2 separate regions of the Homo sapiens genome follow, and region 1 is linked to region 2. A link is an interaction called in ENCODE POLR2A ChIA-PET data of the cell type or tissue named here. Cell type or tissue: K562. All regions are shown on one strand.

Region 1 (2,500 bases), 170 kb after region 2:
AAAAATGTTTTTGAGCTTGAGTTTAAAGAAGTCTCCTGGTTTATGTTGTCCAAGGACAAATCCCAGCCTCAGATCACTAGCACAGACTGGTCAAATACAGGGCCATTTTAACTGACATTACTGCCTATGTAAAAAATCTGATGGCTTATCTGCAAGGGCATTAACAAGGAACCATATTTCATTCAATTTACTCATTACTTGATGACTGTATCTCTGGAAAGTTTTATTGGCAAGGAACTATCTGTCCTACTTTTTTGTATTTTTCCATGCTGAAACAGGATTTCCAGAAATGAAACTGATGGCATGAAATACATTCCTAAAATTGTAGAGCTAAAGACTGATAACCCAAAAAGATTTTTTTTGGTTTCAAGCTTTATGAAAACTAACACTATTCAACTTACCTTTCTCAATTTATACTGGAAGTGTAACATATGGAGGTTAATAAAGTACAGTACAATATTTAGGATTAACTGTGATGTTGAAATCTTAAATTTTACAAATGTCTTAAATTTTACAAATTTTACAAATGTCTTAAATTTTACAAATTTTACAAATGTCTAACTATCAAAACTATTTTGCCAAGATTCTACCTTTGTTTGGAAATACTCATGTTTGTGAATGGTTAAGATCTGTTATGAAACTGAATAAAAACTAAATCTTATAATTAAAGGGTTTAAAAATGAATGATGTAATGCCCATCATATATTTAATACTTGGTACTAACTTAGCATAGAAGTAAATGTATCACATTTCTAGCCAGATCAAATGAATGATTTCAAAAGAAAAAAGCTATAGTTAAGTATTCCTGTTTCCCAATTTCAAACTTAAAATAATCGTATGTTTATGTGTATATATACATAAATATCTTATATATGTATATATACACACATATACCTTATATGTGTGTATATAAGATATATGTGTGTATATTTATATATGTGTATATATTATGTTACATGCTTATATAATAGCATAAGTTTGATACTTTTGATACTTTTCAAAAGTCTGAATATATTTTTGGCAGTTGATTTCTTTTACAGCCAGTCTGCTTGACTCATTTATTTTTTTTGACATCTGATCTATACTAATAATGGAATACAACAAAGCTTCCTCTCTCAATCAGCTTGATTGTAATGAACTATATCTGCCTTCTTTGCAGTCCCTCACTCCCCAGTCTGACCAAACCTGATCTTCCCCTTCACAGCAACAATGTAAAGCCACCTTTCTTCCTTCATCTCCATTCTATCAGCTCCTTACTGGCTACACTTACCCCTCTTTTCAGGAGAGATCCCATGGTTAGTCAACTCAATACTGTCCTTGGGGACAGCAAAGCAGTGGTATAACAAGAATTCAAGTTCCATCATTCACTGCATGTTTTTCTTTTTAAAGTATCAAAATTAATATAACACATGCACATTTAGATTCAAACAGTTCGATAATTTTGTTACATAAAACAAGTCCCTTACATAGACACCATTTCTCTTTCCTCACAGGCGGCCACTTTCAATTTCTATACCTGATTCCTGTGGTATTTACCTCTATAGCTCCAAATAACATGATTATGTCTATACTTTGACTTCTAGTTTCCAGGCATAACCTTTTGACTTCCTAATACAGGAGATAAGAATTTAGCTCTCTCCCACATCCACTTGTTTCCTCCATCCTCCCAATGTGCCAATATAGTAAACACTGATTATTGATCTGACTACAATTATAGTATGAACATGTATTCCATTTATAGCTGAACAATTAGAAGTACTGATTACTTTTCCTTTCCTGCACAACATTTTCCCAAAATGCTGTCTTGTTTTCTCATTTGCTTAGTTAAAAAAAAAATTTTTTTTTCTTTTTAGAGATCAGGTCTTGCCATGTTGCCCAGGCTGAACGTGAACTCCTGGGCTCAAGTGATTCTACTGCCTCAGCTTCCTGAGTAGCTGGGACTGTAGGTGCATGCTAACATTTGCTTTGTGTTTTTATTGTTCTTATTGTTAATTCAATTCTGAACTTTTTGCCAGTTATCGAATTCTCCTCTTAAGATTTTCAGACACAATAGGTGTTTTGTAACTTTTTTTTTTTTTTGAGAAATCTCTCCCAGAGCCTTAGCATATACTCCAATTTGGAATAGCTGCCATCTATGCCTTGTGTACAGCTGCTTCACCTCAAATCAAGGGATTCTCTTCGGCTCCCTCCTGTGTTGTATCTCTTGTTTGCAATATCCCACCTTGTCTTCTTTTTAAGTTTACTCCCTCATTTTGGCAGAGAAAGTCCCTCAGCTGCTTTGTCAGGAAGAGTGTGGGAGAGGTACAAATTTTTGAGACTTTGTATATACAAAAACTTCATTCTACTCTTACACTAGATAGTTTGCCTAGAGAGACAGAATTCTAGGCCATTTTCATTCAACATTCTGGAGGCATTATTGAATTGTCTTCTGGACGCTAATGTGGCTATTGAGAAGTTTGAAGCCACTCTACTTAATTCTTTGTGTGTGACTGTTTCTCCT
Region 2 (2,500 bases):
GATCAGAATGAATGAGACCCACTGGTATGTTTTCCAGTGGTTCCTACCACTGTTCCCAGCTCATTGTCCTAAGGCCACACCCAGAACCACAGTGAAGTTGGGTAGCCTCGTGTCTATTAAGGCTGCTGAATGAACCAGCTGACTTGCTCATGCCCACCCAGCCTGTTTAGCTTTGACACACACCTACCAAACTGCCCCTACTTCTTCCCGTCCAGAGCAGAGCTAACAAACAGCCTGCCTCACAGAATTAGTGTAAGAAGGTACATAAAGTAGTGGCCAGGTCCTCTGTATATGCCACCCCCTGCAGCCTGGCTGAGCTGCCTGTCACCTTTACCCTGGTTTGCCGACTTATGGCACTCAACCCTGTCCCTCCCGAGGACTATGGGGCCTCAGCTCAATTTGTCAAAAACTAAGAAGCTGAAGAATCCTGGGCCCTCGTTCCTTCTCCAAAAACCAATCTAACACCCTGGCCCTCAACCCAAGCACTGAAGGGTCTAGCCTCCAGCTCTGACCATTGGGCTTACGAGGCGGCGAAGCAGCAGTGGCTTCAGCGGCTTGAGGCTGAGGGAAGAGGGAGGGTGGTCGTGTTCTCAGGGCCTAGCTCCACAGCTGCCAAACAGGCTTCCCCAAGGACCCCAGCACTGGTCTCTGGGGGAGTCCACAAGGGGAAGGAGGACTGGGTCCCGGTCCCAGTTCAGTAGTGGACTTTCTGGGTGTTCTTGCCTGCATCACCTGTGTCAGGCCTCAGTTTCTTCAGACACCTACAAACTGGGTCTGAGTGACATAATTCTAAGGGCCCAGCCCTACAGGAGATGCCTTGGGATTCCAGGACCTCACAGTCTCCACTCCTTGAAATTGTAGTACCCCTGCCCACCTGCCTCTGAGTGCAGGTGATAAGAACAGGGACAGAGAAGCGGAGACCCCTGTGCAGCCAAGGCCCTGGCTTCTTGCGGCCTCCTTGGATGCCTAGCTGGGGCAGGGGCAGGTGGAGGGGGGTTGTGGTGGTGAGACTCCAAATGGAAAATATCCTGGCCAGGCACAGTGGCTCATGCCTGTAATCCCAGCACTTTGGGAGGCTGAGGTAGGTGGATCACTTGAGGTCAGGAGTTTGAGACCAGCCTGGCCAACATGGCAAAACCCCGTTTCTACCAAAAACACAAAAATTAGCCAGGTATGATGGTGTATGCCTGTAATCCCAGCTACTTGGGAGGCTGAGGCAGGAGAATCGCCTGAACCTGGGAGAGGTTGCAGTGAGCCAAGATTGCACCACTGCACTCCAGCCTGGGTGACAGCAAGTGAGACTCTGTCTCAAAACAACAAAAAACACAAATGGAAAGTATCCTCAGGCAGAGACCAGATGTTTGCCCTGCAGCCTCCACCCACCCTCTGTGGAGTCAGGGCCTGCTCCACCCAGTTCAGTAACATTTCCTCTGTGGGTGTGGCTGTGGCTGTGGAGGGTGGAAGGAGGCTGACTGACTTGTTCTCACAAGGTCTGGGACTTTGGGGGAGGTGGGTCTTCCTTCCATTTGTAAAATGGAATAAAATAAAGTCAACAGCATCTAAGAGTCTCATGTTCCTCTGGAACTGCAGGAGATGCAGGGCACACAGGAGCACTCTTGTTGTGCAGATAAACAGGCCTGCGGCTGGGGTGGGGGGTTGGGATGGCAGGCACTAGAGTACCAGATTCTGAGTAAGAGCTCAAGTGGCCCGGCAAAGGAAGGGGAGGCACTGCTGTCTCTCAGGTGGCTCCTGCACTCCCCATGTTAGTACAGGGCCTGGGTCTAGAGAGAAATGGACCAGATGACCTACACGGGCTTCAGATTGGATGCTGGAGGTGGAAGGTGGATCACACCCATTTTCAAAGTCAGGTGGTTCCTCCCCTGCCCACCAGGTACCAAAAAGGCCATTGGACCAAGACCTCTGGTAAGAGCTACAAGAGAGGGAGGAGACGCCAAGGTTGAGCTTGCTTTATGGATGACAAGTGGGCTAGGCTGGGCTGTCGGGGGCAGGACGAAGATTCTGGCTGAACTTTCCAAGGGACGGGACGCTTGGGATCCTGGCTGGTACGAGGCCTCCCACACTGTCAAATGTCAACTCCACCAGCACTGAGACAATGAGTAGATGAGAATGTAGAAAGAGGGAAGGTGGTAGGTAAAGGAGCGGAAGGAAGAGGTGGGGAAAGAGGGAAGGAGAGAAGGGAAGGAGGGAAGAGAAAGAAGGAAGAAAAGGAAAGCATGGCCCGGCTAGAGACAAAGCCAGAGGTGATCAGGTCAGCAGCAGGAGAGGCTCAGAAGGGAGCCTCTCGGGAAGTGCAGGCAGCCATGAGGGCTCGTTTCAGCTGCTCATAGGTGACGAACATCACCACGTTCCAGGAACCCAAGCGGAGAAAGGAGGGCATGAACCTAGAGGAGAAAAATCACAGGTCATGGGGGCACCTCCACCTCCCACTTCCCTCACTGGGCCTGGTATTCAATCCAACCCAGTTGCTCTGTCCCAAAGG

The links. ChIA-PET counts read pairs that join two places held together with the same protein. Peaks named below come from ENCODE experiments on the same cell type or tissue, not always from the same donor. Only the 100,000 strongest peaks of a DNase experiment are listed, where the experiment ranks them.
Region 1: POLR2A ChIA-PET joins it to region 2 with 5 read pairs; 6 of 35 experiments call an interaction of 5 or more read pairs at or near these places.

What each region holds. Positions count from the first base shown.
Region 1 is chr11:74,147,533-74,150,032 of GRCh38, forward strand. The region is part of intron 3 of C2CD3 (C2 domain containing 3 centriole elongation regulator); the gene reads right to left. Among named protein-coding and RNA genes, the nearest start is that of C2CD3, 22 kb to the right of the region's middle. In K562, a CTCF peak has its summit at 2,156; no DNase peak of the experiment used is centred here.
Region 2 is chr11:73,972,720-73,975,219 of GRCh38, forward strand. UCP2 (uncoupling protein 2) reads right to left here. Exons shown (of 8, transcript NM_003355.3): 8 at 1,953-2,402. The coding sequence ends at 2,288. Among named protein-coding and RNA genes, the nearest start is that of UCP2, 8.9 kb to the right of the region's middle. RefSeq lists an enhancer at 1,570-1,659. In K562, no CTCF peak of the experiment used is centred here; a DNase peak (open chromatin) is centred at 1,413.